2 separate regions of the Homo sapiens genome follow, and region 2 is linked to region 1. Evidence: chromatin contacts called from ENCODE Hi-C or POLR2A ChIA-PET data. All regions are on one chromosome and are shown on one strand. Each heading gives the region's core, a stretch centred on a gene start or an enhancer-like site at or near the end of the contact. The rest is flanking DNA. Distances are from core to core; before and after follow the strand shown.

Region 1 (7,401 bases), core at 3,551-6,050:
ATTATAAGCGTAAGCCACTGCGTCTGGCCTGGCAGAAGAAATTGCTAAGTAGCAAAGCATTCAAAAGGTGACTTAGGTGCTATTAAAAGCATTCCATTTTAAAAGGGAAATAGCATAAAAGTTCAGAAATTTGCAGCCTGATTAAACAGTAGAAAAGAAAAACCCATTTTCTGAGGAGAAATTTAAGCCAGCTGCAGAAATTTGCATAAGTAGTAAGGAGCCTAATGTTAATCCCCAAGACCATGGGGAAAACTTCTCCAGGGCATGTCCTAGCTCTCATCCTTCTGTCTCCCCACACAGAGCTTTCACGGCAGCAGATTCTAGAAAAGGGAGAGAGAAATCAGACAGGGTGCTAGTGCCTTAGTCGGCTTCAGGCTGCTATAACAGATTGCTACAGACTGGGTAAATTATATAGAACAGAAATTTACTTCTCACAGTTCTGGAGGCTGGGAAGTCCAAGATCAAAGGGCTGGCATCTGGTGTTTGGCAAGGACTTTCTCGCTTCATCCTCTGAAGGGAGAAACACTGTGACCTCACATGGCAGAAGAGTGGAAGAATACAAGGGATAAGCTCTTTCACACAGGCCCCTTTATATATAAACAGCATTAATTCATTCCCAAAGGCAGAGCCCTTATGATGTAAACATCTCCCAAAAGCTCCACCTCCCAACACTATTGCATTGGATATTACATTTCTAACACAAGAATCCTGGGGGACATATTCAGGCCATAACAACGAGATAAGTAGAAATTTCTCCCTCTGGCTCCTCTGGGTTGGGGAGTTAGGGCAGGGTGAGGGAACATGCTGGGGAAATGAGATTGGGACATTCATGCTCATGGATGGACCACAGGCTGAGTTTTCCACTGGATGTAAGAGTCACCTTCTCAGATATTATGGAGAATTTACTTTGTGTGCCTGCACCAAATCACATAGGCCAGAGGAGAATGCTGAATGTTAGAGAAAATTATTGAACAGGGCCAGGTTTAAACTCAAGGTGAAGGGAATCTAAATAGGAAGGGTAAGACCTGGCAATGTAGTTATGACCACCTCCATAATTATTAACCCCCAATCCTTGGTTCCAGACTTTTAATCCAAAAGGAGAAGCATCTATTGGGCATGCCTTCTTGTGTGCCAAGTAATGCATTGTCTACACTTGAAAGGGGATGGGATGTTGGACTTTAAAATCAGTTAAAAAGCCTATTTCAAATGCAGATTCTGGCCTCCAGAGATTTCAGTAAGAAAGGGACAAGGAATCTGATTTTTCATTTAAGAAGCAGACCAGGGCCGGGCGGGGAAGCTCATGCCTGTAATCCCAGCACTTTGGGAGGCCAAGGCGGGTGGATAACGAGGTCAGGAGATGGAGACTATCCTGGCTAACACGGTGAAACCCCGTCTCTACTAAAAATACAAAAAATTAGCCAGGCGTGGTGGCGGGCACCTGTAGTCCCAGCTACTCTGGAGGCTGAGGCAGGAGAATGGCGTGAACCAGGGAGGTGGAGCTTGCAGTGAGCGGAGATGGCGCCACTGCACTCCAGCCTGGGCGACAGAGCAAGACTCCATGTCAAAAAAAAAAAACAAAAAAAAAAAACAAGAGGCAGCCCCGAAGATTCTGAAGCAGGTGATCTCTTAGCCACTCTTTGACAAGCACAGATTTAATGTCTCCTAGACCAAACAGGCAGACACAGCAGAATGAAGCTCTCCAGCTCAACTGCAGGGTGGATGTGCCTAGTCTGTCTTGTCCCTCTTCCTTGCCAAGGTGGCCCTTTACAGCTGCCCTGTTCAATACAGATGAGCCACAGGAACTATTGAGCATTTGAAACGTGGCTAGTCCAAAGTGAGATGTGCTGCAAATGTAGCACAGACATGGAATTGTGAAGATTTGGCAAAATCAAAAAATGTCAAAGGCGTCATTAATAATTGTTGATGTTACATACTGAGATGACAATATGTTGGATTTATAGGTTTAAATAAAGTATAAACTTGATTTCACTTTTTAAAAACTTTTTAAAGTAAGGCTACCAGAAAATTTAAAATTACATTTGTGGCTTTAATTTGTGACTTGCATTATATCTCCATTGGGCTGCCCAGGTCTAGTCAATCCCTGCCACAGAACACGGAGCAACACCTCCATCCTGTCCCCAGACCTACTGCTCTTAATCACTGAGGCCCCTTTGGAACTCTAATAACTATAATTTGTGGTTCCTTGTGTGCCAGAATTGCACTAAAAACCTTATCCATGTTCTCTCATTTAATGTTCACAATCGCCCTCATGAAACAGCCATTTCAATCTCTGGTTCTCAGATACACTGCTCCCAGTACTGACCTCTTCTGAAGCTTTTCTGGTGCTGTATTGAAAACCTCCTCCTCTCTGTAAGTCCTCCAGCCACCTCTGAGCTGCTGGAGATCAGACCCATTTGTATTTTAATTCTCACTTCCTAGCACATGGCGCTCTGGGACGCAGACAGATTAAGTGACTTATCCACCCTCTGGGTCACAGGGCACCAGGATTTGAATATGATCTGTCTGCAAAGTCCACGCTTTTTTTGTGTGTTTTTGAAAATCACTTTATTGAGGAATGACACGTAAAAAGCAGTATGCTTTTCAACCATCACATATGCCAGCTCCCAGGTGGGCTGCTGTGGGAGCAGGGAAGGGTGCAGGGAGGAGAGCCCACTTCTCTTTCCCTGTGATTATTTTTCCTGCACGGGGTTGTATGGCCAAAAAGTGCGCAAATAGATTGGTAAACACTAAAGCTGGTCCTCGTTACTGACAGGTGAAAAGAACATGTGTAAGACCCAAAACACCTAGGAAGGACATTTGTAAGGTGACTAAGCCTGAGCTCCGCCTGTCTCTTTGGAAGCAGCCAAGGTACAGTAAATGCTCTTGAACACCAGGGGGCAGTGTGTGACTGCCGTTTCTCATTCCGCTCCCTACAGAGCCTCAAAGCAGTTTTTCCCAGTAAAGCTGATCTCTGCTACATGGGTCCTAACTCTGAGCCTCTGTCACCTCTGTCAACAAGACTTTCCTTGAGTGACAAAAACTGAACTTAAGTAATGTAAGTGCCCACAACAGCTGAAGTCTGAGCAATTCTTAGCGGCAGGAAGATGTTTCTCTTGCTGCCTGAACTACTCCTAGAATGGTAGAGCATCAAAGAACCATAGCTCCTTAAGCATCTCTGGGCAAGAGGTGCCTGACCCCTATCCCTGATGGCACTGAGTCCTGTCTGGGACACTCTATTACATTTCTTTTCTGTCTTTCTCCTTCCTTTCACCTACAAGTAAATCTTTTCTGTTTTAAGAAATCAGTCAAGGCATCAGCAATGAACTCTGGGTATGAGACGCCCACTCATAGGAGCTCAAAATCCCCAAGCTCCTGGGTATTTTCACATGGATGGGATGCTCTCCTCACCCTCAGTGTGCCCCAGCCGCGGCTCCCCACCCTCGGCCCCTCCCCTTGTGGGTTCCCTTCTCAATGCCCTGCACCTGGGAGCCTCCCTCTCACCCAGACTTTGCCATGACCTTGTTCTGCTCACTCTCTTCTCCTTTCCCTGCCTCTGGCTATTCCCTGTCACCCACTGACTCCGTGGAAGAGGACTCCCTCCCAGCTGAGTGTGTGACCCCAGGGCCCACTCTGCTTTCCGCTGGAGGCAGCCAGTGAGTGGTAGACGCATGGGATCTGCCTTCACACAGTCCAGGCTCTGTCACTGACCAGGCAGATAGCCTTGGACACCTGCCTGAACCTCTCTTCCCTTCCGCCCTTCAGATCCCTCATTTCCTCATTTTGGAGCCTCCTCTGGGGCACACGCTAAGACCTCTGGGCACATGGTCATCGCTATGACCAGCCCTGGCCCTCTCCTTTTGGGGGGCAATCAGTTACATGCTTCTTTTGGCACAGAGTTCATCTATATCCATGTTTGAAGTGATTGCCCGGACATGAATATAAGGGTCACTGCCTAACTCGCTGCAATAGTTAAAGGGAGTAACGAGAAGGGGGCCCTGCTGAGTGGTCTGGAGTGGGGTAAAATGAAAGGCAAACACACCGCCCTTGATGATTTAGACTCCTCTACAAGAGAGACTAATCTACTACATAGACTAGGACACATTCCACAGATGAGGAAACAGAGGCTCATAGAAAGTTCAACAACTGGCCGGGCGTGGTGGCTCACGCCGGTAATCCTAGCACTTTGGGAGCCTGAAGCAGGCGAATCACTTGAGGTCAGAAGTTTGAGACCAGCCTGGCCAACATGGTGAAACCCCATCTCTACTAAAACTACAAAAAAGTAGCTGGGCTTGGTGGGGGGCGCCTGTAATCCCAGCTACTCTGGAGGCTGAGGCAGGAGAATTGCTTGAGCCGGGGAGACGGAGGTTGCAGCGAGCGGAGATCGTGCCATTGCACACCAGCCTGGGGGACATAAGTGAGACTCTGTCAAAAAAAAAAAATTCAAAAGTTCAACAACTTGTGCAGAGCCACTTGCTACCCGAGGACCCGTGACTCAAGCACATCGGTGTGGTTTAAAGTCCACCCTGTGGCTCCTCTCACGCTCCTCCTACCTCCGGGTCAAGGGGCGCTGATGTAAGGCATTCCGCTTGTGCCTTTCAAAATAAACAACTGCTTTCAAAAGACAAACGGAATTATACATAGACTAGGACAGTTGAAAAAATGCTAGATTCTGTCCCCGCAGGGAAGTGGCCGACCCGATGTGTGGAGGGGCTGGGAGCTGCCATGCCCCGCACAACCCGGCGCACCCTGCGGGCTTCACGCGTGGGCTTCACGCGTGGGACTCGCAGGCTCAGTCTGCAGGGGCGCTGCTGTCACCGCACCCGCCTCCCCAGCTCAGGCAGCCCAGGACTCCCTCTGGCTTATATGTAGTAAAAAACAAAGGCAGTGTCTGGTTCAGATCCAAGAAAGCCACAGCAGTGGCCACAGAGATGTTTCTCCAAGTCTCATATTGATGAATCCCAAGCATATTTGAACTGTTTAATACCCCCATCTCCAAAGATGCTCTTTTTTAGCTAGTGTCCAATCCCTATATTACAGTTCCTAAACAAGAAACATTCCCCGTGCTGAATCCGCGTGGTTCTTTCCTCTTCAGCGCAGAGAACGGAGGTGGAGATGGGCTCCGGTGCTCCCGCTGAACAGGGACGGTGCGCAGTCATTCCCCGCCTGCACCACGCGGTGGCAGCAGCAGCATGGGCTGAAGGGGCTGTTGGACGCGTTTGCAGCTCCGCCCGCTGAGAAGCCACTATTAAATGCCCTGCAAACTGGGCATTAATCCCCAGGCCCTCCACAAGTGTGGTGAGGGGAGTGTGGAGGGAGGGAAGGAGGGCAGTGGACAGTCAAGTCTTGGAGATTGTGCCTGATGGCTGAGTGTTCTGGAATAGGCCTGTCCTTTCTCTCATTGACAGGGGGAGCTAGAGCTGGCAGGAGAGGGCCAGGAATTTTTCTCTTGCTGACACTTTGCAACAGGTCTGGCCTTTGGACCCAGAACCCCATAAGACCAGGCCTGTTCTTTTGCCTATGAGACTTCCTCGTTCACAGAAGCTATGACTTCTAGACCAGGCATCGTTGACTTCTGGCCTCCTCCCTCTTCTTCTAAAATTTTCTCCAAAAAGCACACCCACTGGCCCCCCTGGTGTGTCCCCTCCAGCTCTGGTCCTCCAGGGCAAAGCCCAGACTCCTTCATGGGGTGTTTGGGGCCTATGCACCTTCACCCCGAGTTTTCACTCCTGCCAGTGCCTTATGTACATCCTGTCAACCTCCTTCCTGACCCTCATCTACAGAGGTCCACTCTCCCACCTCATACTGTCTCTTGTACCTTCCTCTCCACCTCTTCCTCTTCTGAAAGGGCCCCTCCTTAGTCAGTGTTTAACTCATGTTCTTGGAACCCTTCCCTGATGTCTGAACTGTTAATTATAACCTGTGCCACTTCCCTGGTGCCTGCAAACACTGCAAGACTTAACTCATCTCCTGCTCACAATGATTCAGTCATCTGGACAGATGAGGACACTGAGGCACAGATACATAAACTTGCCTGAGGTCCCAGAGCTAAGGAAGAGGCAATCTTAAATTGTCATCTCTGAGTAAACTCACATATTCTCTGCCTTGGAACTCAGAGACTGGGATTTTGCCACTATGTTTCTCTGTGACTGATTATGACCCAAACAATGTCATAACATCTTTTTTTTTGAAACATAGTCTCACTCCGTCACTCAGGCTGGAGTTCAGTGGCACAATCTCAGCTCACTGCAACCTCTGCCTCCCGGGTCCAAGCGATTCTCCTGCCTCAGCCTCCTGAGTAGTTGAGATTACAGGTGCACCACCACGCCCGGCTAATTTTTATATTTTTAGTAGAGACGCAGTTTCACCATGTTGGCTAGGCTGGTCTCGTACTCCTAACCTCATGTGATCTTCCTATCTCAGCCTCTCAAAGTGCTCAGATTTACAGGTGTGCACAACCACTCTCAGCCAATGTTTGTATTTTTAGTACAGATGGGGTTTTACCATGTTGGCCAGGCTGGTTTCAAACTCCTGAGCTCAGGTGATCCACCCTCCTCGGCATCCCAAAGTGCTGGGATTAGAGGCTTGAGCCACTGTGCCTAACCCCAAACAGGGTCACACATCTTGATTCGCAAAACAAGGAATGTGGAGAAGTGGTGAGGGTTGGGATCCCTGTTCTTGCACTTGCTAGCTGAGTGATTTCAGAAAGGTAACACACACACTTTCTCTTTCTCTCTCTCTCCATTTTTAAAGTGGTGGTAATACTAGTAAGACTATTATGAGAATAGAGATTAGAGATATAATATAAATGTGTTCAGTTTACAGTTGAGTCTGTGAGTGCAGTATCCAGAAGTATTCCATAAAATGGAATACTCCTATAGCCAGGAACTCAGCATCAGTCACTGTAAATGCAAATACATGCAGCCGTACCCGGATGGCTCTGCGGTTTCTTTTCTTTTTCTTTTCTTTTTTTTTTTTTTTCTGAGATGGAGTCTCACTCTGTCACTCAGGCTGGAGTGCAGTGGCAAGATCTCAGCTCACTGCAAACTCTGCCTCCTGGGTTCACGCCATTCTCCTGCCTCAGCCTCCTGAGTAGCTGGGACTACAGGCGCCTGCCACCACGCCCTGCTAATTTTTTGTATTTTTAGTAGAGACGGCATTTCACTGTGTTGGCCAGGAGGGTCTCCATCTCCTGACCTCATGATCCACACGCCTCGGCCTCCCAAAGGCTCTGTGAGGTTTCTAAATAAACACTGTAACTCAGAAATATGTGTTTGGAGGTATTAAACTGCAGAGAATTGAAGGATGAAAACTTACCAAGAAATATTAGCTAGGGCCCTTTCTTTGACAATGTATCCCACATGAGGTTAAATCCCATAGCTGTGACCCACAAGGGGGCCCAAG
Region 2 (7,401 bases), core at 2,031-4,530, 51 kb after region 1:
TAATAGTACATTTGCACTTTTAACTGTAGGGTGATTAATGCTTGCTTACACACACACACACACACACACACACACAATGACTATCCCTAAGAAGAACAGAGAAGATTTAATTTTTAGTCTCCTTGATTACAAAGGTAGGCACAAAGTTTTCCTGTTGGAAAATCAAGCTACTAGGAGCACCAGTATCTAGAAGTACACAGAACATTAGCCTTTATTTCCTAATTTTTATGATTTCAGCAATCCACATGAAGCCTAAGCATATAGGTATTACTAGTAAAGGATCTGAACATGCAGTGTGATTCCAAGAAAATTCAAAAGTTAAGAATAAAATAAAAAACGTAAATGAAAAACGAGATCCAATTTGAATGGGTGGTCTCTGTCTTCAATGCCCTACGAAAGCAACCATACTCCCTCCACATCACTGAAGTCTGATTCTGAACATTAGAACAATCAGCTCTTGAACTGGCCTTCAAGTTTAGAAATTCTGATATAATTTTGATCACTAAAATATAGGTTAAAATAATCATAGTTACAATAAAATGTATTTGAATTTCAAGTAGATTTGGAGAGAGTATTTTTAATATTGGGAGAAAAGTTGACAATTCGTTTTAATGAAATCTTTTGAAGATGGGAGGTAGAGAAGTGTTTTTGGTACCAGCCACAGTCCAAACTACATCCACGGTCATGGCTCTCCCTGAAGGCCTACTGCTCGTCACATTGCTAAGGGAGGGTCTTACACGGTAAGTGCTGGGAGAACTTTCCATTGGCAATTAAAAATAGATTAAGGCAAGTGTGTGTGTGTGTGTGTGTGTGTGTGTGTGTGTGTAGAGATGGATGGTGATTGCTGATCACAGAAGCACAGGCACGTCTCAAGAACTACTGGAAGAAAGGAAGGAGGCAGGCAAGTAGGCAAAATTATCCCTTTGGAAATCTGCCCACAGTCCCTGCTGAGCTGACGCATTCATTCACTATTCACTCAAAGCTTATTTATGATATGACAGTTACTGTGCTCAACACTGAAAAGGCAAGACAGAATAAGACATGTCCATTGGATCTTATCCAAGGTTGGCTGCGGGAATGCAGAAACGAATACTGTCTAAAAATTAGCCTTCAATGCACGGACACATTTGCTTGGCAATTAAAAGTAAGCTACTCAGAAGAATGCATGATTCTTTTGCTTCACTCATGCTCCCCACATCATAGAAAACTAGCAGGCCCATTGCCCAGGGCTTTTCCAGGTTTGTCCTACCAAACCAAGGTGGAAAGCAAGCCCCTCCGCTTCGGCATGCTTTTCAACCTGTAGAAGTATCAACTCTATCATTTTTCAATCAACTTTTATTCACAAGCCACCCTGGTGTGCAGTACCCTCCTAAACATCTTGACCCCCTATTAACAGTACATCTAAGTATATAAAAGCAAAATCTCCATACACGCAATATGAGTATCCACTACATGTTCTATACCTAGATTGTAATTTTCTTTAGCTTATTAGTAGAAGGCATAGAGTTTAGAGAAAGAGCATAAGCCCAGACAGTAGGCTATAGGGATTCATTCATTTGTGTGCCATGGGCAAAACATATATGAGACATAGGCATTGTGCCTGAGTCTAAATAAGGTGAATGGGAAACAATGGGATAGGCACTAATAAAATAGTGAAGAAGGGAAGGTTTCATAAACAGGGTAACTGAGCTGAATTCAGAAGGAAGAAAGGGAGGCTGACACAGGAAAAAGTGAATTGAGGAAGAAGGGAAGAGAGATACAGAGGCCCAGTGTTAAGAAAAACACAATGTGTTGGAAAATGGTGCCAAGTATAGGATTGGGGAATGTGTGTGCGTGTCTGTGCATATGTGTGTGTATGCATGTGTATGTGTGCACATGCTGGTGAGTGGCTGTAGGATGAGTGCTGCAGAGGCAGCCTGGGGAAAAATTATAAGGGGAGTTGAGTGCCCTAAGGCAACCAGATCCCAGGCAACCAAGAGCAGGTTTTAAGCAGGGCAATGATCAGATTTGTTCTTATAAAAGGTAACTCTGGCAGCATCATAGAGGCACTAAGCAAAGACTGGGCAATGAATCCATCTAGGAGTTGCTATAATCATCCAAGAAAGCTGTGACCTTGAACTACAGCAGTAGCCAGGAGGATGAATAGTAAGGGGCTAGATGTGAAAGACATTATGGAATAATTTGTGGGTGATGAATTAGAGAGAGGAGTAACAGGTGATACCGAAGTCTCCAGCTTGAAAGATCTGAGACAATAACAGTATTGGAGGGCCAGGAGATTTGGTGACGATTACCCTTCTGTGTGGAACATATCATAGTGGAGATGCCTCCAGGACATCTCTGGTAGAGAGATCCCACAGAGAAGACAATCCTGGACATAAAGATTTGAGAATCTAAGAAAGACTGCAGCTGATGCAGGAATGTGGGCCCCTTCCCTACCCCATGTTATCTTTGGTAAACTAAAAAACACCTACACAGTATTTTAAAGATTTCACAAAGCCCAATTTGAAAACCCCTGACCAATGGAGACTGTACAGAGGATGAAAAAGGAAGAAATTGAAAACAATGACGAGACCGGTATTTTAAGAGATAGGGAAACAAAAAAAGAAAGTAAAGGAGAGAACAAAGGACACAGTAAATGGCAGGGGACAGAGCATGTCATCATGTGGGGTGTCTTTGGAGGACCCCAAAAGAAGCGATTAAGGCAAGGAAGTATTAAGTTCTTTGCCAGTGGTAGCTTGCCAGCCCCAGTAAGTTTGGGGGGATCAGACAGGAAAGACAGAAAATGTCTAGCAATATGTTGGAGTGTGGGCTTAAGCAGGAAAACTGGTTCATTTGAAATTACTGTGCTGGAAGGGGCTAAGGAGTTGCAAATAGAAATCAATATAGCACTCGAGTTTTAAGCAGTTTGTTGTTTTGAACCTTTTGTTTCTCCCATGCTGCCTGCAAAATTCAGTTCTGTGCAACAGCCTTTTATCAAGGAGGCCTGCTGGAAAAGTGAGACTGTGACCTCATCCCAGAATACAGATGAGTGGTCACCAGAAGTCAGCTGGATGTGTGACAAAGTGTCCGGCAAGAAAAAAGGTGGAGTGAGAGGAAACCCGAGGACCACACTGACCTGGAGGCACACCTGACCACCCCTGAAACAAGGGAGACAGAGCAGAGCCAGGGTTTTAGAGGAAAATGCCCTCCAGAGGCTGGCAACATAGAGATCCACAGCTGGAGACGTGTGGTCACGTCTAGGATGGGGTCACTGAGCGAGGATAACTTGACCTCTGGCAGTCCTTCTTCAAATGCCACCTCCTTACAGAGACTCATCGCCCCGCTCGATCCTGGTCCTGATGACCCCACTTACTGTCCAACCTCCCCATCCTTGAACTCTCCAAGCCCTACCCTGCTGCTCTCCCTTTTTTCCCGTGGCCCTTATCACTTCCAACACACTATAATTTACTGACTGACATTGTTTAATATTTATTGTCTGCTCCGCCCACCAGAATGTGAATTCCACACAGCCAGGGATTTTTATCAGTTTTGTTCAATGATATGTTCCAAGTGCCTGGAACAATGCCCAGCCTATAGTAGGAACTCAGTAAATACTTGCTGGAGGAATGTGTTATTAGAAATGTGTTATTGAAAACAACAAGCTTTGGAGCCAATGTGGTCCCAGGCCTCAATATACTCCCAACCGGCTGCCTGCCTTAGATTTGTGCTTTGAGAATCAGAAGCCACAGGAAACGGAAGCAATTTCCTGTGATTGCTCTATTCCCCACAATCTGATAAACCTCAGCATCACAGATGCCTGTAGGGTCCACCAAGGAGGGCCTCCTTTCAGACTATAATTTTAGACTGGGGTTCTGAGTTAGTCATGACATAATTCAGAGTTATCTTAGTTGGCTCCTATTTGTTATAAATGAAAAGAATTTTAAAATTTATTTTTGCCCACCATGACAATGTTGACATAACTGTGGGGTAAGGGTTCTGGCATTTAAATGGTAACCCTAACTTTCAATGTTATGTCCCACTGGCTGTAGAAAAAAATAATCTGATGCTTTATCGTAGGTTTCTCTTGAAATAATTCATTAAAGCATCAGATGAAGGAGGAAAAACAAAGACCAAGTTATCCTTGACAAGATTAAGCTGCACTCTATCTCACTGGAATTTGGGCCCCTAGCTATTGTTCTTGTGGACAGTTTGCACAGAGATTTCTTCCCAATGCAATGCTGTCAACGAATAGAAAACTAAAGGGCATATTTCCTCCTTAATCTGCTTGTGGAAATCTCATTCACGGAATAGAAATCTTGCCCCCTATCATGACTAACATGTTTGAAGAGTCAAAAAAGGGAAGTAAGGTTGGTCCTACAGAATTTTCATTGGAGCAATAAAGAAGGCACTTTACCTAGAAACACAGGTTTAAACTTGGCAATTTAAAATAAATAAATAAGGGTGTGTGTGTGTGCAAAATTCTGTGGTCCTTCCAAAGGGGAACTGGGAAGAAAGCCTGCCTTGTGCTAAGCACCATTCTTCACATGGTGAAATCACTCCTGGGGGAGGGTGACTTTTCTTGAATTTGAGCCATTTCTGCAATTTTGTTTTCTTGCTTTGTCTTTTACCTCCCCACCAAAGTAAGAATTTCATTCCTCAAGAAGTGCTAATTTATTCCTCAAAATATGTTTTTAATTTGGTACTTTTATTCCATAAAACTTATTTTTATAAGCAGATTTTCTTGGGAGTATTTGGCCGGTGTATATTGCATAATCATTCAAGTCTTTAAAATCTTTCATTTGACACTTCAGGCACATGCCTGTGACATATACGTGGCTTTCATAATGATCTCCACATTGCATGTGAACAGAATATTAATTTAGTGTGGTTATACCAGAGCAACTGGTTAAAAGTTTATGAATTTCAGCACTCTCTGGGGAATAAATAATGAATGCGCTTGCAAAATAAACCAGACTGAAACTAACTGAAACTCAATGTTCGGCCAAATTTTGCCACCTGGATTTTTAAAGTAAAAGTGTCCTGTTAGTTATTTTATCTAAAGTACATGCAAAATGATGTCTGTATATTTCATTTGTCAGGTAACACAACTGCAGTACAAGTATCAGGAGCATAGTTTGTTTAGCAAAAAGTCAAGATGTGTCCCCTGGTCCCAGGCTATAGGTATTAAGGTCCTTGCCACCCATGATGGATGTGAATCCATCCGTCATAGATGTGGGAACATGGCTGCTTGCGTTATGCTCCTTCCTGGTTTATCTTCTCTCATCTGTTTGCAGGAACCTGGTGTGTAGGCTGCACACACTGGGCTTTGGCTCATGCCAACTCTTCTGCCTGGCCTGCTTGTCCGATGTCTTTCTACTTGGCTGCCTCCTCCTCACACCTCATCTCCCACAGGAGGGTTTTCCTGATGTTCAGAGGGGTTCAGAAGCTTACCTAATAGTGCACCATGAGTTTGTGGCATAGATAAGAACAAAATTCAGGGCTAAACTTTCTACCCACTATGTAGATGTAGCTGAGGAAAAAAGTGGCAATTTCAAGGTCTAAAAGTTTGCTCATTTGTGAGAGAGTCAAAGGCCTCGACAGAAGAGAACATTTCCCAAATGCCTTTTAATTAAATGCTACAGAAAATGCACAGAAGAGAAGGGGTGCTGTGTACCCATTAAAATAAATGAGATGAAGAAAAGAAAGAAGAAAGGCAAGAAGGGAGGGAGGGAGAAAACCGAAAGCATCCATGCAGACATGCAGACACAAACACACACAGTGTACTCCTGATACTCTGACTATACTTGATACATATTCCAAGATCCTAGACTCTGGGGCACTGTCAAAACCAGTAACCAACATTACAAGGGTTAAATTAGTTATCCTTGGTTGGCAATGGGTCTGACCTCTGCTAACTGGTGGTCTGGAAGGAGATACCAAATCTAAGTGAAAGTCCCCTTCAGTGTAAATGGTAAATTTGCTCTGTTTTGATCCCAGGGCCTGTGGTTCAACTCTCAGGAGGGATGTGTTAACACTTCATACAGTGGATGGAGAGAAAACTGCTGTTTTTAGAAAATTTATTTTTGGTGGCTAAATGCCTTTAAACTGTATGTTCATACATTTGTATAAACTATAATTCCCTCTTTATTTTGGTCTTGATCCATTCTTATTAAAATGAACTGGCTAATTTTCCTAAATTATTGTACCATTAAAAATTATTTGTTGGAACAATTATTTTTTTTTTCCTCGAGTCCACATTAGAGAAAAGGCCTCTCTCAGAGCCACGGCCAATCCACTTTCCCAGTGGTCTTCACTGAGCATCAGCAGTTCAAACATACCCAACCTGTACCTTTCAAATGCTCAACACAGAGAATTCCCCAAGGGTTAGTCAACCGCTGGCTCATATACAAAGAAAATACTGTATTTTGCTCTGAAGAGCTTTCTGAATCAATTTAAACACAGTGAGACAGACACAATATCCCAGAGAGAGGAAAACCTACCTTATTACATTCCTGACCCAAGAGAAAGGATTTGCCCTTAGGACATAAAAGGAATCTGAGGGGGTATGGGGAAAGAATTATCTAATCCTAAACGTAAAAACAGTTCATAATGCAGCATGACAATGCTTTTAATCGCTGACATAATTGTAATATGTATATATAATATGATACAAGGAAGGTAAATGCAGCTTGCTTTTCAGCCTTAAAGGCTCTCTTCAATATTCTACTTAAGGTCTTCTGGATTTTATGCATGCTTGGGGGAATTTTCAGGGGGAGGTAACGTGATATTATAAGGATTCTTTCTCAGTAAGATCACATCTTGTTCTGATTTGATTTGATGCATCTGTATGTGGCAAGTGTGGTAAAGTGAAACTAAGCTCTGTGAATGCAGTGTTTTACAATTCCTCCTTGATTTCCTGTGCAAGCCCATGTGGCCATAAAACAATGGGCAGAAGAATTGGGATTTTTATTTCTTCATATGGGAAAGCTGCTGGGAGAGACACTCCCGTAATCTCAGCTGTGAGTGGTGTGGGCGTTCACTGTTTTCCTTTCAGGGCTATATAAAATATATTTTTTAATGGGAGTTGAGTTTTTCCCCCAGATGTTTCCATACATGATATAATGTAAGCCTATGGTACCATCTCCCAGGAAGGAAAGGCATCCCTGAGTGATTGGTTGGAAGGCTGATAAAGAAACCTGACATTTTGAGAAGTCCAGCTTTTTTTTTTCTTCTTTAACATTATTTATGGAAAGAATTTTACAACACCCTTAAAAGTCACTATGTGGTGGCTGGACTTTACCAACTTTGCAGGCTGACATTTTTACACTAGGCATGGCTGGGACCTAGGAGTTTTGCAGTGTTCACATTTTACTAAAGTGAACGCTACTGACAATTCTGGCAGATGCCAATGATCATTCCAGA

The links. A loop is a pair of places that touch in the nucleus more often than their neighbours do. ChIA-PET counts read pairs that join two places held with the same protein, here RNA polymerase II (POLR2A).
Region 2: a map of lower leg skin shows a loop between it and region 1 (30-fold over the local background). The contact joins two enhancer-like sites. A Hi-C loop is called at or near these places in 3 of 168 maps with a recorded cell type or tissue (astrocyte of the cerebellum, lower leg skin and ovary). POLR2A ChIA-PET finds 5 or more read pairs at or near these places in 5 of 52 experiments (MCF 10A, OCI-LY7, RWPE1 and 2 more).

What each region holds. Positions count from the first base shown.
Region 1 is chr7:41,938,049-41,945,449 of GRCh38, forward strand. No RefSeq gene overlaps it. Among named protein-coding and RNA genes, the nearest start is that of INHBA, 240 kb to the left of the region's middle. Within about 2 kb of position 4,801, at least 7 of the 41 ENCODE cell types and tissues checked have a DNase peak (open chromatin) inside an H3K27ac peak, as active enhancers do; they include ovary, where a contact is called at or near this core.
Region 2 is chr7:41,990,076-41,997,476 of GRCh38, forward strand. All of the region lies in intron 10 of GLI3 (GLI family zinc finger 3), which reads right to left. Among named protein-coding and RNA genes, the nearest start is that of GLI3, 240 kb to the right of the region's middle. Within about 2 kb of position 3,281, at least 3 of the 41 ENCODE cell types and tissues checked have a DNase peak (open chromatin) inside an H3K27ac peak, as active enhancers do; they include ovary, where a contact is called at or near this core.